Regions from separate parts of the Homo sapiens genome. Here region 1 is linked to region 2. A link is a loop called in an ENCODE intact Hi-C map of the cell type or tissue named here. Cell type or tissue: PC-3. All regions are shown on one strand. Links, peaks and the distances in the headings refer to the core of each region. The heading gives the core; the rest is flanking DNA.

The links. A loop is a pair of places that touch in the nucleus more often than their neighbours do. Peaks named below come from ENCODE experiments on the same cell type or tissue, not always from the same donor. Only the 100,000 strongest peaks of a DNase experiment are listed, where the experiment ranks them.
Region 1: a loop joins it to region 2, with 4 times the contacts of the local background. A loop is called at or near these places in 12 of 110 quality-filtered maps.

What each region holds. Positions count from the first base shown.
Region 1 is chr13:99,507,714-99,524,307 of GRCh38, reverse strand. It overlaps TM9SF2 (transmembrane 9 superfamily member 2), which reads right to left. Exons shown (of 17, transcript NM_004800.3): 2 at 6,627-6,694; 3 at 4,179-4,272. Among named protein-coding and RNA genes, the nearest start is that of TM9SF2, 15 kb to the right of the region's middle. In PC-3, for the core only: no CTCF peak of the experiment used is centred there; no DNase peak of the experiment used is centred there; H3K27ac peaks cover 2,539 bases.
Region 2 is chr13:99,185,120-99,200,419 of GRCh38, reverse strand. UBAC2-AS1 (UBAC2 antisense RNA 1) reads left to right here. Exons shown (of 2, transcript NR_036531.1): 1 at 1-54; 2 at 2,618-4,046. It also overlaps the pseudogene GAPDHP22. Among named protein-coding and RNA genes, the nearest start is that of UBAC2-AS1, 8.0 kb to the left of the region's middle. RefSeq lists a silencer at 178-307 and an enhancer at 1-593. In PC-3, for the core only: a CTCF peak has its summit at 3,762; DNase peaks (open chromatin) are centred at 1,579, 3,119 and 3,449; H3K4me3 peaks cover 4,280 bases; H3K27ac peaks cover 4,249 bases.

The sequences.
Region 1 (16,594 bases), core at 5,387-13,386, 320 kb before region 2:
ACCACCCCCTCACCCTTCCCAAGTCAGATCATATTTAGATGAGGGAGAAGGCCTCCTACTGGTCTCCTGGCTTCTCCCCTCGCACCCCCACGGTCCATTCTCAGTACAGCAGCCAGGGTGACCCTGGTAAAATCGAAGCCTACTCAAAACCCTCCAGTGTTAACTAACCATCTTGCTCAGATGTAAAGGCCAATCCTCACAGTGGCCTCTGAGTCATTCTATAATGTGGTCCTGTTACTTCTCTGTGCCCACTGCCTACTATGCTCTATCTTGCTCACCTGCTCAAGTTACACACCTTGGGGCCTCTCTTCAGCTAGAACACCTCCCCCACATATTCACATGGCTCACTCCCTTACTTGCTTCAGGTCTTCTGCTCAAATGTCACCTTCTCGGTAAGGCTTTTTTAAGATTTTAAATCCACCTTTGCAGTAAGCCTATTTAAAATTAGAAATTCCCCACACACCTTCACAGATTTATTTTCAATAGTTCTTTCCTCAGTAATTGAAACATATATTCTGGTAATTTATTTTGTCTCCTTTTCCCCATCAGCATAAAAGATCCATGAGGACAGAGATTTTTGTTTTGCTCACTGCTGTATCCCATCACAGTGCCTGGCACATGAAAGGTACTGAGCAAATGTGTTAACTGAGTGAATGAATATGAGTGCTTAGATCTGAGATGAGATTTTATGGTCCTATGAAATGTGGTTCCAGCTTCACATAATACACACAATGTCTTGCACTGTTGTTTTCCTGACCTAAACAGAAGTCAAATATAAAAGACGACAAAGCAGACTGGGATTTTATTTTGTTGCTGGTTGTTACCTCAGTTTTTACAGCAGATCTAAAATAAGATAAAGCTGGGTGTAGTGGTTCACACCTATAATCCCAGAACTTTGGGTGGCTAAGGCAGGAGGATTGCTTGAGCCCAGGAGTTCAAGACCAGCCTGGGCAACATAGTGAGACCCTGTCTCTCCAAAAAATAAAAAAATTACCTGGGCATGGTGGGCATATCTGTAGTTCCAGCTACTCAGGAGGCTGAGGTGAGAGGATTTATTGAGCCTGGGAGTTCAAGGCTGCAGTGAGCCGTGGCCCAGCCCAGGCCACAGCGTGAGACTCAAAAAAGAAATAAATAAATACATACATAAAGATAAAAATCCTTGAAAATAAAGAATCAATAGTGAAATGAAAAATGTTGGTCAATACATTTATGGCTGGCTTACACCTTGGCCTTAAAATGTGCCTGCTCTGTCCCTTTAAGTTTGGGGCTTAGAGAATTTGTTTTAGTACAGATATGGATCCTGAAACATTCCAGAAGACTCAGGGAAAATGTTGGGTACACAATTTCTCCATTCTAAAGCTCTCCTTTTATTATATTTAACCTCAACTTCTACAACAAAGGATTAAATCTGAAAAGCACTAGGCCCCAAAAAGGGTCCTGTGTATGAGCAAGGAACAGTCCTTGCACAGAAACAGAAATGTGCCCAATGACATCCTACTAAGGGGAGTAACCTGCCTTCAAAGTCTGCCCCAAAGGGCAACACCTCCCCATGGGTTTGAGTATTTTGCTGGGTTTCCTTCTGTTTCCTGCTAGGGACTCCTGCTGTCTTCCCAGTTCACTAAGGGCATTACTGATATTCTTCCCACCCATCATTTCTCAAGGGCAAGACATAAGTAGAGAGATGGGGCTGAGAGGCTGCTGGAATATTTAAGATTGTAAAATTTAAAAAGCATGCCTGAAAACAGTCATCTGCTATAAGAAGAATGCAATACCATTCAAAGTAATCTTCCAAATACCCCAAGAGGGAAGAGGTGTTTCGCAAGTTACATGCCTGCCCTGCTCAATGGCACCCATGTCCATACACTTTGAGTTCCTTCCTCCTCAATGACTTCATCCCATTAGGCCTTTGAATCTACTGTGTTTAGGAAACTTTAAAAGTTACTGGCAATTTTAGGGTAGACAATTTCAGATTAGAATATTTGAAAGGGGCCGGGCATGGTGGCTCATGCCTGTAATCTCAGCACTTTGTGAGGTCGAGACAGGCAGATCACCTGAGGTCAAGAGTTTGAGACTAGCTTGGCCAACTTGGCAAAACCCCATCTCTACGAAAAATACAAAAATTAGCTGGGCATAGTGACACACGCCTGTAATTCCAGCTACTTGGGAGGCTGAGGCAGGAGAATCACTTGAACCCAGGAGGCGGAGGTTACAGTGAGCTGAGATCTTGCCACTGCACTCCAGCCTGAGCAATAGAGTGACACTCTGTCTCGAAAAAGAAAAAAAAAGTATTTGAAAGGCGTCAGACGGCGGCTCACGTCTATGTCTATAATCCCAACCCTTTGGAAGGCTGAGGCAGAAGGATTGCTTGAAGCCAGAAGTTCAGGACAAGCCTGGGCAACAGAGTGAGACCCTGTCTCTATAAAAAATTTAAAAATTGGCTGGATGTGGTGGTATGCATCTGTAGTCCTAGCCACTCAGGGGAGTGAGACAGGAGGATCACTTGAGACTAGGAGTCTGAGGCTGCAGTAACCTATGATTGTGCCACGTCACTCCAGCCTGGGTGACAGAGCAAGGCTCCATCTCTTAAAAAAAGAAAAGAAAAAAAAAGAATATTTGAAGAGGATATATTTACAGTCAAAACCAATCAACTTGTAGTGGATTAAATTTGCACAGTGATGTTTCTTTTCCCCCAGGGCTTCACAGTGTAGGTGCAGGTGCTGGAGGGAGTAAGACGGTTGGTGAGATGAATCTAGGCTTCGGGATTTGCTGGACAGATAATAAATGTTGTGCTCCATGTAATAAAATGTCGAGGGAGATGGGGGTGCCTCGTGAGAAAGCAGGGAAGGTGGCTATGGATGAGGTCTAAGACATAGCAGAGACGCGAAGCCAGGAGAGGAAGCTGTCGGGCTGGGGAATAACACCTGGAGTCAAGTTAGAGCCATCAGAACACACATTCTCATGTGGACAGATGCCCATGGTAGAGAGTTAAAGGAAAAATGCAAAGTGTGGCATATAGTATGTTAAAACAAATAAGTAAATCTAATCTATTTAATGTAAGCTTATAGGTGTATGAAAATTTTCAGGAAATTTTAATAACAAACTGTGAAGTGGAACTGCACATTTATTATTATTTATTCTTTTGCATCATTTAATTTTTTTATATGGTGATACATTATTATAATAAACTACTTTAATGTTTCTAAAAGCAAAAGACCATTGTTCTTTGTACAGTAGGAGAACAGATACAAAACAAACAGGGATTATGCAATGTGGAAGGATAATAGGCTTAAAAGATAACAGATTTAAAGGCAAAAGAATTCTGAGAGATGATGAAGTACATATGTTGAAAAGAATACCTTATATTGTGCTTAGTTTGGTTTAACTGGTGTTCGAAAAATGTACCAAAGATGTTCCAAATACATCAAAATAGAAAGGTTAGGCTAGGCATACTGGCTCAAATCTGTAATCTCAACACTTTGGGAGGCCGAGGCGGGCAAATCACTTGAGTTCAGGAGTTTGAGACCAGCCTGACCAATATGTTGGAACCCCATCTCTACTAAAAATACAAAAAGTTGGCTGGGCATGGTGCCATGCACCTATAGTCCCAGCTACTCGGGAAGCTGAGGCACGAGAATTGCTTGAACCCGGGAGGCAGAGGTTGCAGTGAGCTGAGATCTCACCACTACACTGCAGCCTGGGCGACAGAGCAAGACTCTGTCTGGAAAAAAAAAAGAAAGATTAGCTTCCAAAAATCCCAGTGCGGGAGCCCAGGCAGCATTGTACGTGCTAACGGAGAGTGTCTCTAGATACTGCTGGAAAACAGGGGGAAAGAGACACAGAGCAGCTGAGACAACCTCTCATGACTGGAAGCTGGGTTCCAGGACCCGGGTTTCAGGACCCTCTGTAAAGGAGGCAGAGCATCTGAGCCCTGCCCTTTAAGCCACCGTCTTAACATTCCTAACATTAGTTGCGTGAATGTTCATTAAGACAGACTTATCAATGACACACTGTGAGAAGGAGAAGGATCCTTCTAACTTTGATTTTAAGAACCTATTCCTAGATGAAAAAGAGAAATGAACTCCTCCTTAGCAATGATAGCTGAGTTATCTCAGGCTTTTCTTAAATAACAAAAACAAAAGCTGTAAGTAAATAATTATTATGTAACACTAAATACAAACCTTATATGGTGAAGGTTCAATTCTTTCCCCGAATAGTACCTGACCAAGATTTTCAGATGGGCGCTTTCCTTCTGATGCTTGGCAAAAATCAAACCTGGGAGAAGAATATTTAAATTTTTACACATAAAAGGGAACGATGAAATATCAAACACCTAGCCAATCTTGAGAGCAGATTAGGTACTGATCATTGTAGCAGCTCTAGTAGATGAGTAAGAAATCTATCCATACTCCAAGTCCTATGTACCACATCTCTCCTCATAAAAAAACAAAACACCTAAAATTATGCCTTCGAATATTTTTTTCTAAATAACATTCTCTTATTAGAATGCATATTACAATATCTTTTAATTGACTCATTATAATTCATTTTTGTTCACTCCAATAATAAAATTATTTAGATCCTTATTATTCAAGCAAATTTTGCATAACTTATCTCCTTGCTATTATCTAATTCAAATCTTTAATTAAAAATGACATTTCAGTAATGTATGTCAAGTCTACCTGCAGTTGTCTCATCTCAGTACACTTGCCAACACATCCCAATATGTGAAGCATGGCTAAAAAGACCCTCTGTGAAGAGTGCTGTGGAGAAGATGTAGTCAGTCACCTATAAGATTCCCTGTGTTGTAATTCCCTTGTATTACTAACCAACTTTAATAAAGTTCTGTTTAAACATTACAGCTTAATTTCAGCTTTGCCACAGAAAATTAAAGGGCAGTTCTGTGCTCACTCTGGAATGATATGGGGAATATCTGAGATCAGTACAGTAATAGTAACAGATTAGTGAGATTCCTAAAGAGGAAGGTGGGTCTCTGGTGATTAAAAAAAAAAAAAAACTGGGGCTGGGAAGTTCCCAAATGAAGATTCTCCACAGATCCACTGACTTTTCCTAAGAATATCCACAAAGATTTAAAGATGTTTAACAAAACAAAAACTGGAAAAAAATTTAAGTATCCAATAATTAGATGAATTATAGTCTACCCATTCATGTCTTCTGTATTCTTTTCTTAGACATACTTAGATATATGAATTCTTTAGGATAGTCGTAACTTTTTTGTGTATACTTTTCTCTACAGCAAACTATTTTCTTTTAAAACTCTTAAACAGCTGAGAAATTAAACTAAATTTTAGCAACAGTTTTAGACCCAATATGGTATACAATGGTCAAATGAATAAAGGATATTCATGCAGCGTTTTTCACAATATCAAAAAACTGGGCCAGGCACAATGGCTCATGCCTGTAATCCCAGCACCTTGGGAGGCCAAGGTGTAAGGATCACTTGAACCCAAGAGTTTAAGGACAGCCTGGACAACAGAGTGGTACTCCATCACCACAAAAAATTAAAAAAAAAAAAAAAAAAAAAAATTAGCTGGGCATGGTTGCACACGCCTGTAGTCCCAGCTATTCAGGAGGCTGAGATGAGAGGATCACCTAAGCCCAGGATGTTGTGGCTGCAGTGAGCCATGATCGTGCCACTGCACTCCAGCCTGGGCAACAGAGCAAGACCTTGTCTCAAAAGCAAACAAAGAACCTGGAAATAATCAAATGTTGGTAAATAGGAAACTAGTGAAAGTAAGTGTACATGGAATCTATACAATTTCTAAAATGGAAATAATAACAGCTACTAAAAAGAGTGAGGTAGCTATGTATTGACATGGAAAGATGCCCACAATGTATTCAATGAGAAAAACAAGGTGCCAATCAAAAATAATAGTATGGGCCAGGTGCAGTGGCTCACGCCTGTAATCCCATCACTTTGGGAGGCCAAGGTGGGTGAATCATTTGAGCCCAGGAGTTTGAGACCAGCCTGGCTAACATGGTGAAACCCATCTCTACCAAAAATACAAAACTTAGCCAGACGTGGTGGCATGCATCTATAATCCCAGCTACTTGCGAGGCTGAGGCAGGAGATTCGCCTGAACGCGGGAGGCAGAGGTTGCAGCAAGCCAAGATTGCGCCACTGTACTTGAGCCTGGGCAATACAGTGAGACTCTGTCTCAAAAAAATAAAAATAAAAATAAATACTATGAATCTACTTCTGTTTAAAACAAAAATGTATAAATGTGATTATATAGATTAGACTATTTATTCAGAGAAAAAATGTGGAGGTAGACATCAAAGTAGTTATTTCTGGGAACTGATTATGTGGGACATAAAAATTTTGTTTAAAAATATGTGGAGCTATTTATAATTTTAAAATGTTAAGAAAACAAAATAGCTTTTTGTTTAGTCAGATAAAAAAAGAAATCCATTGTTTAGTCAGTGCTTCTGTTGTATTACAAAGAAACATTAAAAAAAAGATCACATTTTTAACCACACCTTGGAAGAGTACACCTTAAAAAATATTTTCAGGCTTGTCCATAACTGTGAGAAAACAAAGTTCTCAATGTACAAAATTCTGATGAGTCACATAAAATTTTATATAAAAGCCAAGCTGAAAAACTTACGCTGTGTATTCATAAGGAAGAACTGATTCCACTGAATCAAGTCTGTTCACAAATAGTTCTATTTCGGCCTGAAAATAAGGAAACACAAAATTAGAATATAAACAACAGGACACAAAGCCTTAAGTCATGCTTAGAATTAAAAAAGAATTTGACATGTCTGAAATGTAAAATGTTATAATTCCAGTCAACTTTAAACAATTCTCTTACAAATCCATTCACTGACTGGATTTATATACATTTAAAATATACCAAAGTAAGGCCAGGAATGGTGGCTCACACCTGTAATGCCAGCCCCTTAGGAGGCTGAGGTGGGAGATCACTTGAGGCCAGGAGTTTGTGACTAGCCCGGGCAATACAGCGAGACCCCGTTCCTACAAAAATTTTTTTTTAATTTTTTAAAATTAGCTGGGCACAATGGCATGAGCCTGTATTCCTAGCTACTTGTGAGGCTGAGGCAGGAAGATCACTTGAGCCCAGGAGTTTGAAGTTACAGTGAGCTATGATGGCGCCACTGCACTCCAGCCTGGGTGACAGAGCAAGGCTGTGTCTTAAAATTTTTTTAAATAATTAATTTTAAAAATACACAAATAATTTTCAGAGTTGCAAATGTCTCCAATAGTTTTTAAATGCTTTCTAAATTTTCTAAAAAATTAATAAGATATTTTAACTAAAAGCATTTATCATATTAATATAGATGCTGTTTTTAAAAATCTGGTTTCCAAATTTGGTATTACACTCTGCAGCACAAAAATTTTTAAACAAATTTTTTTAGCATTTTCACAGCAAGCAACCAAGAAATGCTGCCAAGTTGGTTAGAAATTTCTAGATTAACTATACTGGAAATACAATTCCATGCACATGTACTCTTAAACACACAGGGATAGCCAATGACCACATGGTCTAACTTTGAAGGACCTCTTCCATCAATTTAAGAACACTGAACTACAAGGTAGTAGCAGTGAAGAAGGTGGCAATGACCAGATCAAGCTCAACAACAGGGTAGAGGGAGATAAGCTGTATCAACTTCCTGGGAAATATAGGCTAATTTTAAGCTACACTTTCCTACTGAAGCTTCCAAAATTTCTCCCAGGTGTAGCTGAAGTCCTACAGGACCCATAACACTGACCCACCCTCTCAAAAAAGGAGCTCAGGCTACTCATGACAGAATTTACTAGCTGAAGAAGCCAGCAAGTCACGTGTGCCCTGAAGTACCTTTGGTGCTAATCAAAAAATGATTAAGAGCTGTTCAGCTGGGACAAGTATTTATTTTATAGAGTTAGAGCTGTACACTGCCTTTGGACTAGTCATGAGGCTTCTGGGAGTGCCACGGAGCCACACTTGTCATTTTGATTTCACTTACTAGTGCTGTCAACAGTCCTCTACACTTGCTAACATCCCCCAAAGCAAGACGAGACGGTTGGTGTACAATCAAAACAAATCAATAGTCCACTGCCACCAGAAAGGCAGCAAAACACAGCAGGCAAGATTACAGGTTCTGTGGTCAAACTGCCTGGGTTCAAATCCCGGGGCCATCACTTGTCTAACTGTGTGACTGTGGTCAAATTATTAAACATTTGACCACATGGGTCAAATGTGCTTCATGGGTGCTTCAGTTTCCTTAACTGCAAAATGAGGATAACAGTATTTCTCGGCTGGGCACAGTGGCTCATGCCTGTAACCCCAGCACTTTGGGAGGCCAAGGCGGGCGGATCACCTGAGGTCAGGAGATTGAGACCAGCCTGGTCAACATGGCGAAACCCCGTTTCTACTAAAAATACAAAATTAGCCGGGTGTATTGGCACATACCTGTAATCCCAGCTACTGGGGAGGCTGGGGCAGGAGAATTGCTTGAACCCTGGAGGCAGAGGTTGCAGTGAGCCAAGATCACACCACTACACTCCAGCCTGGGCAACAGAGCGAAACTCCGTTTCAAAAAAAAAAAAAAAACCAGTATTTCTCATAGGGATAGGGAGATTAAATAAGTTAACGTTTACAAAGTACTCCAAATAGTGCCTGACACATGAAATGCTATGCATTTGTTAAAATAAAACCAAATAAATTTAGTAATATTCAGAAGAGGGAAGTGTTCATCCACTAAAATGCTCACCCAATATTCATGCTATACAACAGAGGGCATTAGCCTTTGCATGTAATACCGACAACAGCATCATATGTGGCCCCTACACCTCTACTCAAGTGAAATTATAATGCAACAGCAACACAGACTTCAACACAGCTAACAAGGTAATAGGACATGATATTGTAGCAATACAGCATGCTTGAATTAACACAAATACATACAACCGTTGTGAAGACAAAATTCCCATTTAATGGCTTCCTTTGCCAAAATAATTTCCACTAATTAGAAAGGGTCAACACTGCTATGAAGATATGTCAGAATTCAAATGATCCATTTAACATAAAGAAGACTGAAGGGTCTCCAAAATACTAGTCCAGTTCCTATCTCTCGATTTCCTTCTAGGAAGGAATGCAGCTATTATACTCTACACAACTTTTCTATGTTTTGTTTTTCAAAATCTGTACAGCACTGTCAACACATAAGCCATGTCCCTCTTGCTACAATTAAGCGTATTCCTCACTCTCAACCTTTCTCAGCACGAAATGATTAAGAAGCAAGACTCTGAAGCTAGGCTGTGTGGGTTTAAATCCTGCCTCTGACACTAGTTGTGTGATTCTAGGCAAGTTTCTTCACTTCCCTGTTCCTCAACGTTCTGATCTGTAGAACAGAAGTGATAATAATCCCTACTTCAAGAAGTTTTTGAGAAGATTCAAGAGCAGCACCTGGCATAAAGTACCGTATTTACTATTACATAGCCATGTCCAGCAGAGTTTTAAGCAATGATGGAAATGTTCTTCAAATATGGTGGCCACCAGCCACATGTGGCTATTGGGCACTTGGAATGCAGTCAATGTAGCTGAAGAACTGAATTTTAAGTTGTATTTAATTAAATGTAAATAGTCCCAGGAGGCTAACGGCCTCTGTGTTAGACCAGAAACAGAAAGAACAGCACGGGAAAGAACAGCATGATGCTCAGCACCCTTTACGGCCATGTGTCACTTAACGACAGGGATGTGTTTGGAGAAACGTGTTATTAGGGGATTTTGTTGTGGGACTATCACAGAGCATACCCACACAAATCTAGATGGTGTAGCCTACTACACACCTGGGGGTATATATATGGTGTGGTCCATCACATACTTAAACAACATGGGATTGTACTAAATACTGTGGGCAACTGTTAACACAATGGTATTTGTGTAGCTAAACACATCTAAACATAGAATAGGTACAATCAAAATGCAGTCTAAAAGGAGAAAATGTTACACCTGCATAGGGCACTTACCATGAATAGAACTTGCAAGGCTGGAAGCTGCTCTGGGTGAGTGAGCGGTGAATGAATGTGAAGGCCTAGGACACTACTGTACACAACTGTAGACTTACACACTGTAAACTTAGGCTATGCTAAATTTTTTAAAAATAAGGTAATTACACTGTGATGTTACAATGGCTATGATGTCACTAGGCAATAGGAATTTTTAGCTCCATTATCATCTTATAAGGCCACTGGTCTGTCGTTGACCAAAACGTTATGCGGTTCATGACTGTATACAGTGTTTCTTCATCTATTTAACATTTTTCCTCTAGCCACTACAATCTTTTCTTTTCCTGGAAAAATGACGCTAATTTTATTAGTCTATCCAAGAGGCTGGCAAACTTTTCCTGTAAAGGGCCAGAGAGTAATGTCTTAGGCTTTACAGGACATTGGGTCTCTGCCACTGCCGTAGTGCAAAAGCAGCCGTAGACACTACATCCACAAGTGAGCATGGCTGTAGCCCAATAAAACTTTCACTTACGGCACTGATATTTTATTCTCATGTAATTTTCACTCATCCCTAAATATTATCCTTCTTTTGATTTGTTTTCTCCAACCACTTAAAAATGTAAAAATAATTCTTAGCCTGAAGGCCCTATAAAAACAAGCAGTAAGCTGGATTAGAATTCTAGTACTTCCTTCAGCACTGTTTTCCAGGTATTTTTCACTATTATTTGAATTCAAATCTCAGAGGGTCGAACACAAGGCATAAAGTTTGAAAGCCTGAGGCCATGTGAAAAATTTTAGGACACTGTCTCAGGGCATATAAATTTAGGGTAAATGTTTCTCCCATTTCTACCCAATTGATGAAGTAATACAAATTTTTGCTTAGCTTATGATGTCCTCTCTGAAGTTTCATGGGACAACTTTTGGCTCTAAGAGTCTAAGATTGAGGGAAAACATTATTCTCATTTTCTGCACTCTCTCCTATCTCCTTTGAGTCTCAATCTTCTGAATCACCTATCTCCTTGATCATGCCAGCTGCTCTTCTCAGGACCTTGCCCTATTCTCATATCCTTCTTAAAAGGCATGTCATAGAGAATTACAGCAAAGTTTAAGATTTACATGTTAAAGTTTCATGTAAGTATAGAATAACACTGTTACTTTCATTAGCCTTTCTACCCAGAAGCTTAAATTCTTCATGGACAGTTCTTTATTTCCTTCCTATGTTCTAAACTGACAGCTTGGAGCTCATCATCTCAAAAACATGGTAACTGTTTCTCTTCAGATATACTTTCTCAATTTGTCCTTGAGCAAATTAATTTACTTTTTGCTGTCTCATATAACTTGAAGAGAGCTTCTGAAAATATATTTTCATTAGCTTTACATTATGCTACATACAGAGATTTGTACCACTAGCAAATTAAAGTATTTCATGTGCATTCTCTTTTCTAAATTTAAAACCCAAATTAGCCTCAAGCACCAGTCCTGGAAATCTCCACTGTCAGCACTCCCCATGGATTTCTCTCACTCCACCTCACTCAGCCCTTAAGCCAACCCAAGCCACACTTCCTTTAAATTCCATTTTAACCTTTAAAAAACAATGTTGTCAAAACTTTAGAAATCAAACTCATTGGCTCCTTCTAAAACTACAGCAAATCTTCCAGTAACTCTAGAGACCAGGAAAACTTCTTTTCCAGAAACCATGTTAATCTTCTGTTTATAAAACTTGGTGTCATTTAAACCAATTACTATCACTCTTATTCCATTTCAGTACATAGCCCACGGGGGGTTTTCACACCCTTTCCTCCCTCATTTTCTTATCTACATGTTATTAGTTTTTATCCATCTACGTTTGGCATTTCATCTAATATCTAATACCCATTAAATGTACCTTATTTGTCAACCCTTCCTGATCTGATGAAGCAGCTTCCAATTCTCCTTAGAAAGAATGTATCATCAGAATGCTGGGTTCACTTCAAATCCTAGGTCTACTTTTATTAAGTGCTCTTGGGCAAGTAATAATTTTGAATGTGGGAACTGAATGATATCATAATAAAATAGAAAACAGTACACGCAGAAGCTGGTCCATAATTGGCACACAATAACTATAACAAATAATAAACATAGCAGCTGTAATCTATTATCTTAAAGAAACTGCCATTCCTGAGTCTGAATAAAGGTTTATCAGCATAAGGGTTTCTGTGAAAGGCTCTTCCTTCCTCTCGTCTCCCATCCATCCAAGTAGTGCAACTAGGCTATTCCAGTGTTTTTAAAGGACACTAAGACAGTCAGCCTTCTGAACCTTATTAATGCCTATCCATTATACTTGTCCTGGCCACTAGTCTAGGGAAAAGGAAGATAATAACTATCACGCACAATTCTGATAGTAGCCTCATGAACTAGGGATTCCTTGCTTCTTTAACACGAGGAAACAAGTTAAAAAGCTGGACTGCAGAAACAAAGTAGGTAAACTCAACTGTTGCTACCGTAACTTTTTATTTCTGATGCTTTTATTCCTCTACTTTTCTTCCTTCTTGTCTCTTCTGACACCTTTCCACACTACTTTTGTAAGAAAGTCTATCATAGATATCAACACTAAATTATGGACCTATTTTTGATGTTCAGCAAAGTAATCAAACACAGCTTGAATATTCAGTTCATCTTAGCTTTCACAGCACTTTTATTCTTCCTTTTCTAAATTGTGAGGATCTGAAATTTCAAGAATTACCATCTCACACATGCTGAGGAATGTGAAGTCAATTAAAATTAAAGTCAACCTTAACACAGAATATAGAATACAGCCATTTACAATATATTTGTAAATATGCTACATTTGCAATAACTCTAAATATCAACTCTTGCAGCAAGACAAAGAAATTTCAAAAGTGTCATAAGAATGAGATCCTCCTAATATGTCAGTGGAACAATTGTTAAAAATTGGAAGAAAGGAAATGAGACTGCCGGGGAGTTTATATAGTTCAATAAAGAGCTTCAAGCTGAACCATGTGAAAGTATGCCACAGATGTCATGACATTCACCCCTATAAAACATAAATACACACAAATAAGACAAGTATGAAAAAATGTAAACAACTGTTGATTCTAGGTGGTCTAGGTGAGTGAAAGGTGATCATTACACTACTCTTTCAACTTTTTGAATTTTGAAAACTGTCACAATTAAAAGCCAGAAAAAGGGCTTTGAAGTTGAGAGTAGACCTTAGTCTCACTGTAAAGCAACAGAAGGCAAACAAAAACAATAAGAAAGATTTAAAAAGTAAAATTTAGGGTGGAAAAGTGTTCCAGGAGCAGGAACGATGATCTCAGGAGAAGCCAATTTATTAAATAGGAAAAAAATAGTAGAATTTGCAATATATTTGAAAACCAAAGAACATTTACAACAACAGATCCTGAAGACCACGAGAAACTCAATCAGCCAATACATGTATTTAATGCCCACAAAGTCCTATACTAGACATTTTGGATGACAAAATAATACAAATTCATGAACACTTGCCTTCAAAGAATTTATAATCCAGATGGAAACACAACGCATGTGTTTGAATATATGTCCTTGTCTAAATCTCATGTCAAATTGTATTCTCCAGTGTTGGAGGTGGAGCTTGCTGGGAGGTGACTGGATCATGAGGGTGAATTTCTAATGAATGGTTTAGCACCATCTCTCTTGGTGCTGTCCTCCTGATAATGAGTTCTTGTGAGATCTGGTTGTTTGTAAAGTGTGGCACCTGCCCCCACTCTCTCTTGCTCCTGTGTAACCATATGACACGCCTGCTCCTGCTTCATCTCCTGCCATGAGTAAAAGCTTCCTGAGGCCTCCCCAGAAGCAGAGTGATGTCGGTGCATGCTTGTACAGCCTGCAGAATCGTGAGCCAATTAAACCTCTTTTCTTTATAAATTACCCAGTCTCAGGTATTTCTTTATAGCAATGCAAGAAGAGCCTAACAAAGAAAATTGGTGCCGAGGATGGGGTGTTGTTATAAAGATACCTGAAAATGTGGAACTGGTTTTGGAACTGGGAAACAGGCAGAGTTTGGAGGGCTCAGAAGAAGATAGGAAGATGAGGCAAAGTTTGGAACTTCTTAAGAGACTGTTTAAATGGTTGTGACCAAAACATTGATAGTGATATGGACAGTAAAGTCAGGCTGCTGAGGTCTGAGATGGAAATGAGAAGGTTACTGGGAACTTGTGCAAAGGTCACACGTGTTACGTCTCAGCAAAGAGCTTGACTTGCATTCTATTCATGCCCTAGGGATCTGTGGAACTCTGCACTAAAGAGTGACAACCTAGTATATATGGTAGAAGAAATTTTTAAGCAGCAAAGTATTCAAGAGGTAACCTGGCTGCTTCTAACAGCCTATCTTAGCTGAAGGGTCAAATAAATGATTTAAAGCTGGAATTTATATTTAAACAGGAAGCAGAGCACAAACATTCAGAAAATTTGCAGCCTAACCATGTGGCAAAGAAAAAAAAAGTTTTTTCTGGAGAGAAATTCAAGCAGGCTGTGGGGCAACCGCATGCTACAGATATCTGCATAACTAAAAGGGAGCCAAGTGCTAATATCCAAGACTACGGGGAAAAGGCTTCAAAGGTATTTCAGAGACCTTTGCAGCAGCCCCTCCCACCACAGGCCCAGAGGCCCAGGAGGACTGAATGGGTTTATAGGTCAGACCCAGGGCCCCACTGCCCTGTGCAGCCTTGGGATCCCAGCATTCAGGCCACTCCAGCTCCAGCCATGGCTCAAAGAGGCTGAGGTACAGCTTGGGCTGCCATTTACAGAATGCAAGCCGTAAGTCTTGGTGGCTTCCATGTGGTGTTAAGCCTGCAGGCACACAGAGTTCAAGAGCGAAGAATGCTTGGCAGCCTCTGCCTAGATTTCAGAGGATGAGAAAACCTGGGTGCCCAGGTAGAAGCCTGCTGCAGGGATGGAGCCCCCACAAAGCACCTTTAGTAGGGCAGTGTGGAGGGGAAATGTGGTGTTGGAGCCCCATTCAGAGTCCCCGCCAGGGTACTGCCTAGTGGAGCTGTGAGAAGGGGGACATTGTCCTCCAGACTCCAGAATAGTAGATTCATTGGCAGCTTACACCCTGTGCCTGGAAAAGCTACAGGCACTGAACAACCTGTGAGAACAGCTGTGGGGGTTGAACCTTGTAAAGCTACAATGGTGGAGCTGCCCAAGGCCTGGGAATATTTACCCAATGCCTATAGCCCCTTTGTGTCTTGGAAGTAAGTAACTTGTTTTTGCTTTTTTATTTTACAGGCTCATAGGTAGAAGGGACTTTCCTTGTCTCAAATGAGACTTGGGCTTGGGACTTTTGAATTAATGCTGCAGTCAGTTAAGATTTTGGGAGACTATTAGGAAGGCATGATTGTATTTTGCAATATAAGAAGGACATGAGATTTGAGTATTTTTCCCCACTCAAATCTTATGTCAAGCTGTAATCCCTAATGCTGGAGGTAGGGCCTGGTGGGAGGTGACTAGATCATGGGGGTAGATGTCTAATGAATGGGTTGGCACCACTCCCTTGGTGCTGCCCTCATGATGGTGAGTGAGTCCTTGTGAGATCTGCTTGTTGTAAAGTGTGGCATCTCGCTCAACAGAAAACTCTTTCACTCCTGCTTTTACCATGTGACATGCCTGCTCCTGCTTCACCTTCTGCCATGAGTAAAAATTTCCTGAGGTTCCCACTAGAAGTCGAGCGATGTCCGTGCCATGCTTGTACAGCCTGCAGAACTGTGGGCCAATTAAACATCTTTTCTTTATAAATTACCCAGTCTCAGGTATTTCTTTACAGCAACACAAGAACAGCCTAATACAGCATATATTAAAAAAAAAATGACAGCACTTATTTATATGTTCTTGGAGTAGCTACTGAATCTCTGGGGTGTGTGTGTGTGTGTGTGTGTGTGTGTGTGTGTGTGTGTTTTGTTTGCCTTTTTTTTCCCACTCTAAACATCTTTATTCACCATCCAAAAGAGTTAAGTCCATCTCCTCCCAGAAATTTGCCTTAAATAGAGACAGATGACTCTAGATTATCACTGATGTGACTAGAAAGAACTTCAAGGTTTACTTGCTTCACATTCCCACTTTCAAACTGTCCCCACCTAGGTTATTTCAAGCATGCAAAATTTTGACAACATGAAACATTTTAAGGAAGTTGCAGAATCCTATGTCACTTAGAGAAAGCAAGACTGATTACAATCCTGTACTATGAAATGTTTTATAGAAGTGGTTTTATTTAGAACTCTACAGTCTTCCTTTTAAATTTCTCTCCTAAATGTACAATTTTATTTCTAGTCCTAATCTGCCAGTTCCATACCTGATCCCAGCTATGGTCACAACTAGTCTATTTTTTTGTTTTAACAAGGCACACGGGCCATGCCACAGGACTACACTTTTTCCCATTTCCTAGTTCGTTTCTGCTTTTATTCCCACCTTATTCTGCTATCATCACATCTGTCCCACCCCACACTTACAACTGGATTTTCAAGGGAGAAAGAAATTTCAGTGAAGAGATGTGACTGTACAAGGGTCATGGCAAATGACAAGTCACAAAAGGGTTTGAGATATGGAGGCCATAAAAAAGGAAATCTATGGAAGCTTCAACTCCTTAAT
Region 2 (15,300 bases), core at 289-8,288:
CCCCGCGGGCTGTTGACTGCAGTGGGATCTGGTCACTCAGATGCGGATAGAGGGGTACGGGAGCCGGAGAGGTGGAACAGGTCCTTCCGGGTGCGGAGAGCTGGGCCGTCCAGCCGCCTCTTTGTTCCCGCGTGGGTCCCGCGCGGAATCCCCACCACCGGGGCCGACTGTCGTGGTCCCTGGAGTCAGCACCCTGCCCTCCCCGCCGTGGTGGCGGGTGGCTGGGGGGTCCCCGGCCCGGCGAGCCCGGCGGAGCGACCCTGCGCTTCTGCCCTGGCGAGCTTCCGGACTCAGGCCATTTAAATTTTTTTCCCCAGCAGAATGAAGTTACTCTTTGCCAAAGTCACGGTTTTTAAATGTGTGAGCCTGAAAACATATCATGCAGTCGTTTTAAAAAGTTTTTTTTTAAGTTGATCTCGTGAAAGTAGGGAGTAAAAGAGTGGTTATTCTTGTACAGAGGAGAGTTAGTGGGGAGGAAGATGGGGAGAGGTTGGTCAACAGACACAAAGTTATAGTTAGAAGGAATAAGTTTTGGTATTCTCTTGCACGTTTGGATGACTATACTCAACGATAATGTTAACTTCAAAATAGCTAGAAGAGAGGATTTTGAATATTCTCACCACAAAGAAATGACAAGTGTTTTGGTGATGGATGTGCTAATTACCCTGATTAGATGGTTGCACAATGTGTATATGTATGGAACCATCACACTGTACCCCAGAAATACATGCAATTATGTGAGAACGCATGTTATGGGGAAAATTGACCACACTACCCAGCTAAATGAAAGGGATAGGCTATGGAGTACTAAAAAAAAAAAAGCATTTTCAGTGCTCATAAGTGCCAGCCAGTGTGCTAAATCTGTGATTCGTAGATCAACACAGTCCCTACCCTCAAAGAGAGGTTCCAGTGGGCCAAAATGTTAACACTGATTATAGAAGGCAAAAGTATGACTTTTATTTGCTTCTTTAGGCTTTATTCGTAAAGTTCATTTTCACAGTCTTGTTTTGTTCGTTTGTTTTGAGACGGAGTCTCGCTCTCCCCAGCTGGAGTGCAGTGGCGCGATCTCGGCTCACTGATACCTCTGCCTCCCCGGTTCAAGCGATTCTCCTGCCTCAGCCTCCCAAGTAGCTGGGACTACAGGCACCTGACACCACCCTGGCTATTTTTTGTATTTTTAGTAGAGATGAGGTTTCACCATGTTGGTCAGGCTGGTCTCGAACTCCTGACCTCGTGATCCGCCCGCCTTGGCCTCCCAAAGTGTTGGGATTACAGGCGTGAGCCTCTGGGCCCAGCCCATTTTCACAGTCTTGAAGTACATTTTACATTTACCTTTAGGTTCGTTCGAGTTATTTTTCAGGAAAACGACAGTCAAAAGGTCCTTTATGTTTGCAGAAGCTGTTGATGGACTACACCCTGACCCATTAAGGGGATGCAAAGTCCAAAACTATTTTCATAATAATGCTAAGACATTAGTTTTATTTTCTACTCTCTCAAGTATATAGTGGAGTTTTCCATTGTACAATTGGACAACTGTACAGAGCTACGTAACTGGATTTTCCACTGTACAGAGCTACATAACTGGATTTTCCAGTTGACCGATGCATAATGTTATGAAATCTTATGTGGGTAAAAGATTAATTTGAACCATAAAATACACCAGTAAACTTTAGTGTAACAGTCCAAAATGTTCATTCATATGGTTTCAGATTCCTCACTGCAATTAACCTTTAAGAAACTACCACTTGCTAAGTTATCGTATAGTATCAAAAAATAATGTATCACCTGAAAGGCTATTAAAATGCTTCCTTTTCCAACCGTGGGGGTGTATCTAGGTGAAGCCAGGTTTTCCTCATATGCTTCAACCAAAGCAATGTATCCCAACAAACTGAAAGCAGAAGCATATATGAGGACCCAGCTGTTTTCTATTGAACCAGACATTAAAGACATTTGCCCGCCAGACACAGTGGCTTAGGCCTGTAATTCCAGCACTTTGGGAGGCTGAGGCAGACGGTTCACTTGAGGTCAAGAGTTTGAGACCAGCCTAGCCAACGTGGCGAAACCCTGTCTCTACAAAAAGTACAAAAAATAGCTGGGTGTGGTGGTGCACACCTGAAGTTCCAGCTTCTCAGGAAGCTGAAGCATGAGAATCGCTTGAACCCAAAGGCAGAGGTTGCAGTGAGCCAAGGTTGTGCCACTGCACTCCAACCTGGGGGACAGAGAGAGACCCCATCTCAAAATAAATAAATAAATACATACATACATACATACATACGTGCATGCATTTGCCAAAATGTTAAACCGTGCTATTCTTCCAATATTTTTTTGCTTGGGACAGTATAGTAATTTTGCATTAAAAAGTGTTAGATATGTTAATATGTAATGGGTATTTTTTTTAATGAACTTCATATATATCTTTTACATTTCTCAGTTTCAATTTCTACTATGGTAAATACTCATAGGTATAAACCCACATAAACTAAAGATCTGTAGTTCTTAATAATTTCTAAGAATAAAGGGATTCCAAAAAGTTTGAGAACCGACATTAAAAAGTGCTTTAAAGCTTAAAAAACATAAACCCTTCACTTACGTTCAATTCTATAAACATTCTTTGCAGCTAAATGCAAGATGGTATGGCATCCAGACTCTGCTCATAAGTATCTGCAGTGATCCATACCTTGATTGTACATCTACTCTGCATCCTGAGGACCTGAACATGCTAACTGGTGGCTGCAGATTTGTCTTCTAAGGAGCAAGTGTGGTCTGTGGACAGGCAGCTTCAGCCTCACCTGGGATTTTGTTTGCACTAGAAAGTGCCAAGCCCTACCCTAGACCTATTAAAGCAGAACTGGCGTTTAACAAGACACCCCAGGTAATTTGTGTGCACCTTAGAGTCTGAGATGCACTAGTGTAGTGATTCGCAGGGGGACAATTTTGACCTCCAGGGGACAATATCTGGAGACATTTTTGGGTGTCACAACGTGCTGGGGAGAGGGTGCTACTGGCATCTAATGGGCTGAGGCCAAGGGTGCTGCTAAACATCTGGCAATACCGGGCCAACCTCCCCCCTCCTCCTGCCCACAGTAAAGAATTACCCCGCCTGGATTGTCAGTAGTGCAGAGGTAGAGGAAACCCTACACCTGTGAAACTCATCTGACCTTTACTATGAATTCCTGGATCTCCTGGTGCATATCATTTCTGTTGCCCTGGCTGACATTTCCACCTTTTCTCTTTTCTAGATTTTATTACAAGAACTCAATCTGTTGGTCTCTAGGAATCACCTATTGCCTTGCTATGTTTTGTTGAACCTGTTTTTGAATCTGCTTTCTACATTGGGGAAATAGGTATACGTTTGTAAACCTTAAAAGCTCTGTATGCTATAAGGAAATCACCAGACACGTGGATAAGCTTTGCAGAGGTGAAGGGCTGTCTCCACCAGAGAGACCCAGAAGGAGTCAGGGTAAGCCTGACTCATCATGAGATCAGGTATCCCCAATCCACAGCGGACTTCCACAGTTCACCTTCCTAGGTAACCGCTCTGCCTTCCCAGGTAAAGTAGGAATAATATCAGAACTTACAGCATATTTTGAGGTCAAATTGTAGAATTTGGTGATTTCATTTTTATTATTACTCAACCTTTTATTTACAACCAAATTAATAAGGCTACTTACACATAACAATGTGTGGACATACACATTAAGAGAATCATTTGCTGCCTAGCACTCCTACCTAGGTACTTTAAGAACATCATTGAGTGGATACTCCCTCTGCTGGGTAAAATACTTTGCCACAATATCAGCTGAAATGATACCTCTTCCAGACTGTAATGGCAGAAGTAGTTATCCCCTCTTTCGTGCTGTCATCACACTTGATGCATGCCTACTTTATAATACTTATGCCATTGTCTCTGTTATTGGGTTTCTGTCTTCTACTGTGAAAGGGTGAGCCCATAAAAAACAGGGAATGTGTCTTTCAAAATGTTGTATCCTGCTCATTCTGATGTGAAGCCATTGTCCTCCTTCAATAAAATAAAACAGCATTTCTGAGGTCTTAGCATCAGGAAAATCTCCAGGTGGGTAAGGTTAAAGAAAAAATTATTCATGACACTTGTTCAGTGTGGTGCAATAGTCTCTTCTCACACTGCTATAAATACCCAAGACTGGGTAATTTTTTTATTGATTTATTTTTTAATTAATTTTTTTTTTTTTTTTGAGACGGAGTCTGGCTCTGTTGCCCAGGCTGGAGTGCAGTGGCGCAATCTCGGCTCACTGCAAGCTTCGCCTCCCAGGTTCACGCCATTCTCCTGCCTCAGCCTCCCAAGTAGCTGGGACTACAGGCGCCTGCCATCACGCTCGGCTAATTCTTTTTTGTATTTTTTAGTAGAGACGGGGTTTCACCATGTTAGCCAGGATGGTCTCGATCTCCTGACCTCGTGATCCACCCGCCTCAGCCTCCCAAAGTGCTGGGATTACAGGTGTGAGCCACCGCGCCCGGCCTATTTTTCATTTTTTTGAGATGGAGTCTCACTCTTGTTGCCCAGGCTGGAGTACACTGGCGCTATCTCGGCTCACTGCAACCTCCGCCTTCCGGGTTCAAGTGATTCTCCTGCCTCAGCCTCCCTAGTAACTGGGATTACAGGCGCCCGCCACCACATCTGGCTAATTTTGTATTTTTTGTAGAGACAGGGTTTCACTATTTTGACCAGGCTGGTCTCGAACTCCTGACCTCAGGTGATCCACCCGCCTCGGCCCCCCAAAGTGCTGGGATTACAGGTGTGAGCCACCACACCCGGCCAAGACTGAGTAATTTATAAAGGAAAGAGTTTTAATTGACTCACAGTTCCACATGGCTGCGGAGGCCTGAGGAAACTTACGACCATGGCAGAAAGGGAAGCAAACACGTCCTTCACAAGGTGTCAGGAGAGAGAAGTGCCGAGTGAAGGGGGAAGAGCCCCTTGTAAAACCATCAGATCTCATGAGAACTCACTATCATGGGAACAGCATGGTTGTTCCCATGCTCCAGTCACCTCCCACCAGGTCTCTCCCTAGACACCTCGGGATTACACTTCAAGATGAGATTTGGGTGAGGACACAGCCAAACCATATCAGATGGTAAAGCAGACTTTATTCCAGGGGGCCATGGTGATAGGTAGAGGGGCACTGCAGGGCTTTGCAGTGGGGAGAAATTGAACTCAGCACCAACTCTACCAAGGACAGGTGGGGATTTATAATCAAGGAGCAGGGTGGAAAGCAGCGCATGGAAAATTACTAAGAGGAAGCCCCAAGGATAAGGGGGTTTCTGTCTAAACAGACCTGATAGGATTCCTGCTGAAGGCAGGCCAGGGAGATCAGATAACAAGGGTGGTCAACCAAGAGTAGAGGCTTTTCACTAGACCCACTTAGCAGGATTCTTGCTCACACTGGGCTCTGCAAGGACAGAGAGAAAAGTCCAAGATTGGGCCTAGTCAAGCAGAGGACTCAGAGAAGCCTGACTGGAGTTTTGGTCAAAGGAGAGAGTCTTTTTCAGGCAGGAGGGAAGATGGTTGGCCAAGCATCCCGAACAACCACCTTCCCCTTGCTTTCACCTGCCTTTAGTACAGTGCTCCTTCTGAATAGCTGAGATAGACTGAAATTCTTCCTAAAAATTACTAAGTAGTGGAGAAGGCCGAAAACAACAAACAATCACAAACTTCCAAAGTATCGAGCTGTGTACAAACGGTATCTCCTGTCCCCCCAGCATAGAGGTGATATCCTGTTCCACTTTGTGGCTGAGAAATCCATCTCCGAATCTCCAGAGATTCTCGGCAGCAGCCTTCTGGGAAATCAGTAGATAATCACTAGGGTTGGTGGTCAATCCTTGGATAAAATAGGCTTCAGATGCACTTTGCACTGCTTCAAATCCACTTTCAACATATAATACATATAAACTAATACTAGAAAACAGGGCTGGGCACAGTGGCTAACACCTGTAATCCCACAATTTTGGAGGCTGAGGTAGGAGGATCCCTTGAGGCCAGGAGTTTGAGACCAGCCTGGGAAACCATAGGAAGGCCTCACCTCTACAGATAAAAAATTTCAAAAACTGGCCAGGCATGGTTGTGTGCACCTGTAGTCTCAGCTACTTGGGTGGCTGAGGCAGGAGGATTGCTTGAGCCCAGGAATTCAAAGCTGCAGTGAGCCATAATCACACCACTGCACTCCAACCTGGGCATAGAGTGAGACCCCCTTCTCTAAGAAAAAGATAAAAAAGAAAGAAAGTGGGTCTGGAATCTTTGAAAAGAGTAGTTAAATCTTTTCAATGATCCAGTAGTTTTCACTTTGGATGTTTACTCAGCAGGGAGTAGTTTGGAAATTCATAGGGTATTTTTGGTTGTCGACAATGAATTGGGAGATATCACATGAGGTCCAATAGTGGCAGACAATGCTGCACAAAAACCAGATTGTTCTCGATTCTAACCACCTTTGACTATCTTGCCACATGCTTATTATGTGGGTGAAAAGCCTGTTTGTATTCTTTCAGGTCTGGAGCCTATTCCATTTTACATGTTGCTCTGGTCTGAATGCTTGTGTCCCTCAGAATGCATATGTTGAAAGGGAACCCACAGTACAGTGGTGCTGGTAGGTGGGTCATCTGGAAGGTGATTAGGTCATGAGGACAGAGCTCTCATGAACAGGATCAGTGCCCTTATAAAAGAGGCCTGAGGGCACTTGTTCTGCGCTCCCACCATGTGAAGGCACAGCTGGAAACAGAGCCAGCCCTCACCAGACACCGACTTTGCTGGTGCCTTGATCTTGGACTTCCCAGCCTCCAGAACTGTGGGATATATACATATATATATTTAGACAGGGTCTCGCTCCGTCACCTAGGCTGGAATGCAGGGGCATGATCATGGTTCACTGCAGCCCGACCTGCTGGGCTCAAGCAATCCTCATGCCTCAGCCTCCCAAGTAGCTGGGACTACAGGGTGCATGCTCCCACACCTAGCTAATTATCTTATTTGTTGTAGAGACAGGGTCTCACTATTTTGCCCACGCTGGTCTCAAACTCCTGAGCTTAGTGATCCTCCTGCTGAGGCCCCCCAGAGTGCTGGGATTAAAGGCTGGGACTACAGGCGTGAGTCACCGTGCCCAGCTTTGCCCTCCTTTAAAATGGGAGCTGTGTTATTTATTATAGTATTTCCAGCTGCATATTTGGGTGAAAAGGATTTCAGTGCAGTGGAACAATTACTGCAAAGTAACAAAATGTAACAGAACATTTGAGACACTTTAAAAGAATTAGAACTTCATTAAACTTCATCACTCAGATTCTTAAAAATATTTCATATTATTGCCATCTGTTTCAATTTGGGTCTCTCCAAAAGCAGACTCTGAGACAAAAGTTTCAGATACAAGTAGGAGATTCTCCTGGGGGTTATAAGCCCCTGGGCACTTTCAGCCTGCTCTATGCATGGGCCAAGCACACCCCTGTATCCAGAGAAAGCCCTCAGGCAGAGAGACATGGGTGCTTATATGAGAATTGCCACTGAAGTGCTAGGTACTACTTCCAGGGTGGGCAAAGAGAATGCAGTTGGGACACCAGTAGCATCTCCTACAGGTGAAAAGAAGGCAGTAAGCCTGAATTTCCTAATCTCCCTATTCTCCTACCTCTAGTCCCAGGCAAGACATTTTTGTTACCATGTAAACATCAGAGTGTATTTACACAAACCTGGAGGGTGTAGCCTACCACACACCTAGGCTATATGATATAACCCATTGCTTCCAGGCCATAAACCTGTACAACATGGGCCTGTACTGAATGCTGTAGGCAATTGTAACACAATGGTAAGTATGTGTGTATCTAAACACAGAAAAGGTGCAGTAAAAATATGATATAAAAGATTAAAAATGGTCCACCTGCAGAGGGCAGGTGCCTTGCTATGTTTTGTTGAATCTGTTTTTGAATCTGCTTTCTACATTGGGGAAATAGCCCATCACCGTCCATCACCATGGATGGAGCTTGCAGGACTGGAAGTTGCTCTGGGTGAGTAGGCGAGTGATTGGTGAGTGAATGTGAAGGCTTAGGATGTTACTGTGCAGAAGTGTAGACTTTACAAACACTGGACACTTAGCCTGGCTGCCCTCCCCCTCCGCCACGCTCTGTGGTTTGCTGACACGCCTGTCACCGGGTGTGTGACCGGTTGCACCTTTCCCAGGTTGTGGGTGCAGCCTCAGCTTTTACAGAGGCTCCTTCTAGTGGAAAGAAGGAAATGAGGCTGCCTAATCTCCTTATCCTCTTACCCCTGGACCCCACCCTTCTCCTTCCCCTCTACCCCTCCCCCTAGCATGGCCAAGGGATTGCCAAAAGTGTTGTAAGACAAATTATGTTCCAGGAGAGTCTCAGAAAGTCTGCTGGCAGAGTCTGCCCTATATTGCTACAATGATATCATCTATTTGTAGAAGCTGGGGTTGGTTAAGATGTTAAAGTGAGATCATTGCGCTGATCTGCCAAATGTTTATATCCTTCTGCCTGCTAGGGATGGAGTATTTGTTTAGAAGGGAATTTATTCAGTAATGAGTACCCCCACCAGTGTCCAAAAAGACACAACATAATAACCTCTTGGGTTTTCTGAGCCAGCAGGTTTAGGAGGGTTTGCCCTGTGCAAACACAACAGGGAGACAGAGTGAGACTCAGGTGGACCCTGCACGAGGAAACTTGACTCCAAGGAGGGAGGAATGTGCCCAGGAATGGTGGAATCCTGACACTAATTTTAAATAGTTCTGATGTCCACGTGTCCATCTGGGTGGGTTTCCTTTAATAAACCACTCCCTTTGTGCGCCATCCATTCTTCCAACTAAAACCTGCCCACTGTTGGGTGCAGCCCTGATCCCTGGTACAGAGGATCTTCAGTTTTAGTCCCTTGCAGCTGCTCTGTGCAATGGCCTTAACCAAATCTGCTCCATCAGCCACAAAACCAAAACATCTGCTCAATATCCTCTTGATTCCTTTATTCATCTATTTGAAGTGAATTTTGCAAACACCTTTCAGCCTTTTCTACTCCAGACTAAATATTTCTGTAACTTTCCAACCCTTTGGTCATTCTAATGTTTTTGAATCCTCCCCAATTTTCCATATTATCTTTACATCATGGAGTTTAAATGGTATGTGAGACTCTACCCCTAAAATAGAGGTATAGCATTCATTGATCATGAACTTTTTGTGATGACAACTTACAGGGTCTGGCCCCTGACTGCAGACTTCTAATGGAAAGGAAAAGAGACTCTAACACAATCTGCTAATTAACCCACAGGTTGGATTGAGAAGGAAAAAAATCCACCTGAATTCTTAAGATAAAATGTATCATTTAAATAATTATTCTGGGTCTCTGCTTCTCCTGTTTGACAAGACAGCCGCATCTTCTTGAGCAGTGCCAGCTGTGTCCCTGAGACAACATGGTGAAGGTGAAGGCCAGAAAAAACAGATTTGGCCATATTGGGGGCCTGGTCACCAGGGATGCCAACTCTGGCAAAGTGGATATTGTCACTATCAATGACCTCAACTACATGGTCTCCATGTTCCAGTATGATTCCGCTCATGGCAAGTTCCACGGCACCATCAAGGCTGAGAACGGGAAGCCTGCCATCAATGACAATCCCATCACCATCTCGCAGGAGTGAGATCCCACCCAAATCAAGTGGGGTCATGCCAGCACTGATTATATTGTGGCGGCCACCAGCATCTTTGCCAGCATGGAGAAGGCTGGGGATCACCTAGATGGGGGAGCCAAAAGGGTCATCATCACTGCCCCCTCTGCTGATGGCCCCATGTGTGTGATGAGTGAAAGCTATGAGAAGTACTGCCTGCAGTAAGAGCTTGCTACTATTAATATCATCATTTTAGTAATCATACTCTGAATCTTGGCAAAAAAGAAAAGACGGTTCTGAAAATCAAGTCTGTCTGTTTCTGCCAGAATACTCATGAGACAGTTTGTTCCTAAAGCAGCAATTAGGAGTAAAGAACCAGAACAGTGTGATCATCCAAAAAGTCAGCTTCTGGCTTAGCTCCATCAGGATCCCAATTCTCTACGGAGTCGAGGTACTCTCCATGGCGTTCCCAGGGGGTGATAAAACAGAGGGGAAGAAGTCATTCTCCCACCTTCTTCCTTCCGCATACACCTATGGCCTGATCATCACTGCAGCACCCCTCACTGCCCTGAGGTCCAAATGGGGGTGCAGCACCCCTCACTGCCCTGAGGTCCAAATGGGAGCTGGCGCACTCAGATGCCCACAGGCGCCATCGAGGAGGGAAGCAGGCTGGTGCAAACGATCAACACATGAACTTCGCTTTCATGCTCGTCACCTAGTGATAGTCTCCACCTACACAACTAAAGGTGTGCCGTCTCCCAGATTCTAGAAACACAGCCTCCCTTGACTTTTTTTGAGACAGAGTCTCACTCTGTCACCCAGGCTGGTGTGCAGTGGCACGATCTCAGCTCACTGCAACCTCTGCCCCCTGGGTTCAAGCAATTGTCCTGCCTCACCCTCCCTAGTAGCTGGGATTACAGGCATGCGCTACTATGCCTGGCTAATTTTTGTATTTTGGGTAGAGACGGGGTTTCACCATGTTAGTCAGGCTGGTCTAAAACTCCTGACCTCAAGTGATCCGCCCACCTCAGCCTCCCAATGTGCTGGGATTACAGGCATGAGCCACTGTGCCCGGCCCAGGCTCACTTGATTTACCTTGCATTTTTCCACTTTTGACGGTGACACAGATACAGAGAACAGGTTTGTTCAACACTTTAACAATACAGACATGGTCATGACAGTCCCTAAGTGTTAGGAGCAACGGGGAAGAATGCAGGCTGTGCTAAACTGACGGGCACATAACTGCCCCTGGAGGTGAGCCACACCAGAGCCTTATGCTGGAACACAGGGAATGGAAGGCTGTAGAAAGGCAGCCCAGAGTGTGGACTGTGCTGAAGAACCTCCCAATTCTTCAGTGCTGGCTCCTGTGGATACATACATAGGGCAATCAAAACAATGCCATGGGAAGGCCTGCAGCAGACGGATAGGCACACATCCACTCTGTAAGCAACAATTCTTTTCTTTTTCTTTTCCTTTTTTTTTTTTTTTTTGTGACAGAGGCTCACTCTGTTGCCAGGCTGGAGTGGTGCAGTGGTGTAATCTCGTCTCACTGCAGCCTCCCACTCCCAGATTCAAGTAATTCTCCTATCTCAGCCTCCTGAGTAGCTGGGACTACAGGCATGTGCCACCACGCCCAGCTAATTTTTGTATTTTTAGTAGAGACGGGGTTTCACCATGTTGGCCAGGATGGTCTTGATCTTTTGACCTTGTGATCTGCCTGGCTCGGTCTCCAGAAGTGCTGGGATTACAGGCATGAGCCACCGCGCCCAGCCAGCAACAATTCTTTCTAACTTAACTCTGTGCAGAGTGTGCAGAGATTCTTTTTTTTTTTTTTTTTTTTTTTTGAGATGGAGTTTGGCTCTTGTCCAGGCTGGAGTGCAATGGCGTGATCTCAGCTCACTGCAACCTCTGCCTCCCGGGTTCAAGTGTTTCTCCTGCCTCAGCCTTCCGAGTAGCTGGTATTACAGGCGTGCGCCACCACGCCCACCTAATTTTTGTAATTTTAGTAGAGACAGGGTTCCACCATGTTGGTCAGGCTGATCTCGAACTCCTGACCTCAGGCAATCCACCCGCCTCAGCTTCTCAAAGTGCTGGGATTACAGGCGTGAGCCACGGCACCCAGCTGAGATTCTTAAAATGGTGTTCAAACTTTAGGGTGTGCAAGAACCTTCGGAGACACTTGTTTAAAGTGCAGTCCTGGGGCTCATTACCTGAGATTCTGAAGCGGAGGCCCAGGAGTCTACTTTAAAAAAATTTTTCTTTTTTTTTTTTTTTTTTTTGAGATGGAGTTTTGCTCTTGTTGCCCAGGCTGGAGTGCAATGGCGCGATCTTGGCTCACCACAACCTTTGCCTCCTGGGTTCAAGTGATTCTCCTGCCTCAGCCTCCCGACTAGCTGGGATTACAGGCATGCGCCACCATGCTCGGCTAATTTTGTATTTTTAGTAGAGACAGGGTTTCTCCATGTTGGTCAGGCTGGTCTTGAACTCCCGACCTCATGTGATCCACCCACCTCAGCCTCACAAAGTGCTAGGATTAGAGGCATGAGCCACCACACCCGGCTAAAAAAATTTTTTTAATAGGTAATAGGCTTTACTTTTAAAGCAGTTTTAGATTCACAGAAAAATTGAAGAGACAGTTTGAAGATTTTTCCATAAACCCCATACTAAGTTTCCCCTTTTATTAACATCTTACATTAGTATGGTATATTTGTGACAATTAAGGAATCAGTATTGATCTATTATTATTATTATTATTATTATTTTTAGAAAGAATGTTGCTCTGTGGCCCAGGCTGGTGTGAGGTGGCGTGATCTTGGCTCACTGCAACCTCCGCCTCCCGGGTTCAAGCGATTCTCCTGCCTCAGCCTCCTGAGTAGCTGGGATAACAGGTGTGTGCCACCATGCCCGGCTAATTTTTGTATTTTTAGTACAGAGAGGGTTCCACCATGTTGGTCAGGCTGGTCTCGAACTCTTGACCTCATGATCTGCCCACCTCGGCCTCCCAAAGTGCTGGGATTACAGGCGCGAGCCACTGCACCTGGCCACCAGCCTCCTATTCTATTCAAAGTCACTCCTCTGCTCACTGAGATAGATGCATATCTGAGTTGCCTCCTTTGGAAAGGCTCATCAGAAACTCTAAAGAACGTACCGTTTGTGTATCACCCATCTGTGACCTGGGAGCTCCGTCCCCTCTTTGAGTATTCCTGCCTTCGCTTCAAGTTGTCCCGCCTTTACAGATGGAACCAATGTACTTCTTACATATATCAGTTGATGCCTCATGTCTCCCTAAGTGTATAAAACTAAGCTGTGCCTTGACCACCTTGGGCACATGTCGTTAGGACTCCCTGAGGCTGTGTCACAGGGGCTTCCTCAACGTTGGCAAAATAAACTTTCTAAGTTAACTGAGACCTGTCTCAGATTTTATGGGTTCACATTATGGTAACCACGAGGGGATTCTGAGTGGAGGTGCCCCTGACCTTTGACAAATCTATTGGTTCTTGGTAGCAGCATGAGCTAACTTTATGGCTCAAGCCAATAGGACAATTTGCTGAGGTTTGAGAGCACCCCCTCCAGAGAATCCCTGATCTCTTAAAATTTGGTCAAGATCTAAAGTTTATTTTGCTGTACAACTCCTCTTTTTTTTTTTTTTTATTTTTAGTTTTACTTGCTTCTAATAGGAAGGCAAGTTTTTCTGCTTCCATGATGATAGAAGGCAGGTAACTCCTTTATGTAGTTTGAGCTCGCTTCCAACAGGGAAGATGAGTTTTTTTTTTTCCTGCTCCTAGGATGGCAGAGAGTAGTCTACAGCCTGAGACCCATCACTAGGTAAGAAACTGGTTTGAGGCCGGGCACGGTGGCTCAAGCCTGGAATCCTAGCACTTTGGGAGGCCGACATGGGCGGATCACGAGGTCAGGAGTTCGAGACCATCCTGGCCAACATGGTGAAACCCTGTCTCTACTAAAAATACAAAAAAATTAGCAGGGCGTGGTGGTGGGCGCCTGTAGTCCTAGCTACTCGGGAGGCTGAGGCAGGAGAATGGCATGAACCCGGGAGGCAGAGCTTGCAGTGAGCCGAGATGGTGCCACTGCACTCCAGCCTGGGGGACAGAGCCAGACTGTCTCAAAAAAAAAAAAAAAAAAAGAAAAAAAGAAACTGGTTTGAGATTGTCTTGCAATTTCCTTTTAAAAGACTAAAGTTAGCACTTAACAACCAGCTGGTGTTAATTTCTGCTTTCACAAAGAACACTCAGAAATTATATAATTTGTGTGATCAATGTTAGTTTAGCAGCATTTTGTCCTAGCTGAAATATGGTAATAAGATTAAAAAAATTTTTGTAAAGGAACTCAATGGTTAAAAGTCAGCTTAATTAAAAGGCTAACATCCAACATGTGTGTGTGTGCATGTGTGCATGTTTGTATTTAAAAGGCCTTCATGTTTTTGGGTTTTTTTGTTTGTTTTTGTCTCCTAAGACATTGTCTTTTTTTTGAGCAAAAGTTTTTTTTTTCTTTTTCTTCTTATTTGACTGAATTTTGTTTTCATCTGATTTTTTTTTTTTTAACTAAAATAGTTATTGTATCAGAGGCTGCTCTTGGGTTTTTAAGGAACAGTGTAGTTTAATTTTTTTTTGAAACGGAGTCTCACTCTTTCCTAGACTGGAGTGCAGTGGCATGATCTCGGCTCATTGCAACCTCTACCTCCTGGGTTCAAGCGATTCTTCTGCCCAGCCTCCTGAGTAGCTGGGACTACAGGCGCGCACCACCACGCCCAGCTAATTTTTGTATTTTTAGTAGAGATGACGTTTCACCATATTGGCCAGGCTGTTCTCAAACTCCTGACTTTGTGATCCACCCGCCTCGGCTTCCCAAAGTGCTGGGATTATAGGCGTGAGCCACCGTGCCCGGCCCTAATTTTTATGTTTAACTTGGGTCAAAGAAAAATAAAAGTGCCTCTCTCTAGCATCACCAGACTTTTTCTCTTTGTACTTTATGATGTAAATTTTGCTATTTGCTTTTCACCTGAGTTGTTTCCTTTAATGTGCAAATTTAAGGTTATTTAGCTAACAACTGCCTAGGGCTGTGAAAGAGGTTATCAAGAATTTGAAAGTCTAAGGTAGGAAAGAAAGCGGTGGGGGGGGGGGGGGACTTTATAAATCTATAAAATGTACTTCCATCGGCATGCCTAATATGTTTTTATATGTATTTATGTGTTGTGTACAGAATGTTTCACTACTAAAAATATATAAGAGAGCTCTAATTAATTGGCTTTTAAAAAAGCGCTTGAATTAGATACTAAAAAAGAAAAAACTAGTCAAATTGTTTTTCAGGTTTATGTAACTTAAGTAAAATCTTTAATAAATACGCTAGCTTTAAAATTATTGGTAAAGTAATATTAGAAATGTCTTAAGAATTGCCCAGCATACATTTTTGTTTGCATTTATTAATCAAGCAATTTTATACTTATCCCTGCCAAATTTGGCATAGGGGTTACAAAACTATAAACCCCGCCCAAAACAGAATGATCTTTGCTTGTGTAATTTTTAATGAAGAAGACATTGATATGAGTTTAATGAAAATAGCTTTATCTTGAATTTAGTAAGATTACCATAACTTCTAATCCTGTGGCTTTAGGCAGTCTGATCTGCAGACAATAAGGAGGGTTGTTTTGGGGAAAGGACTGTTA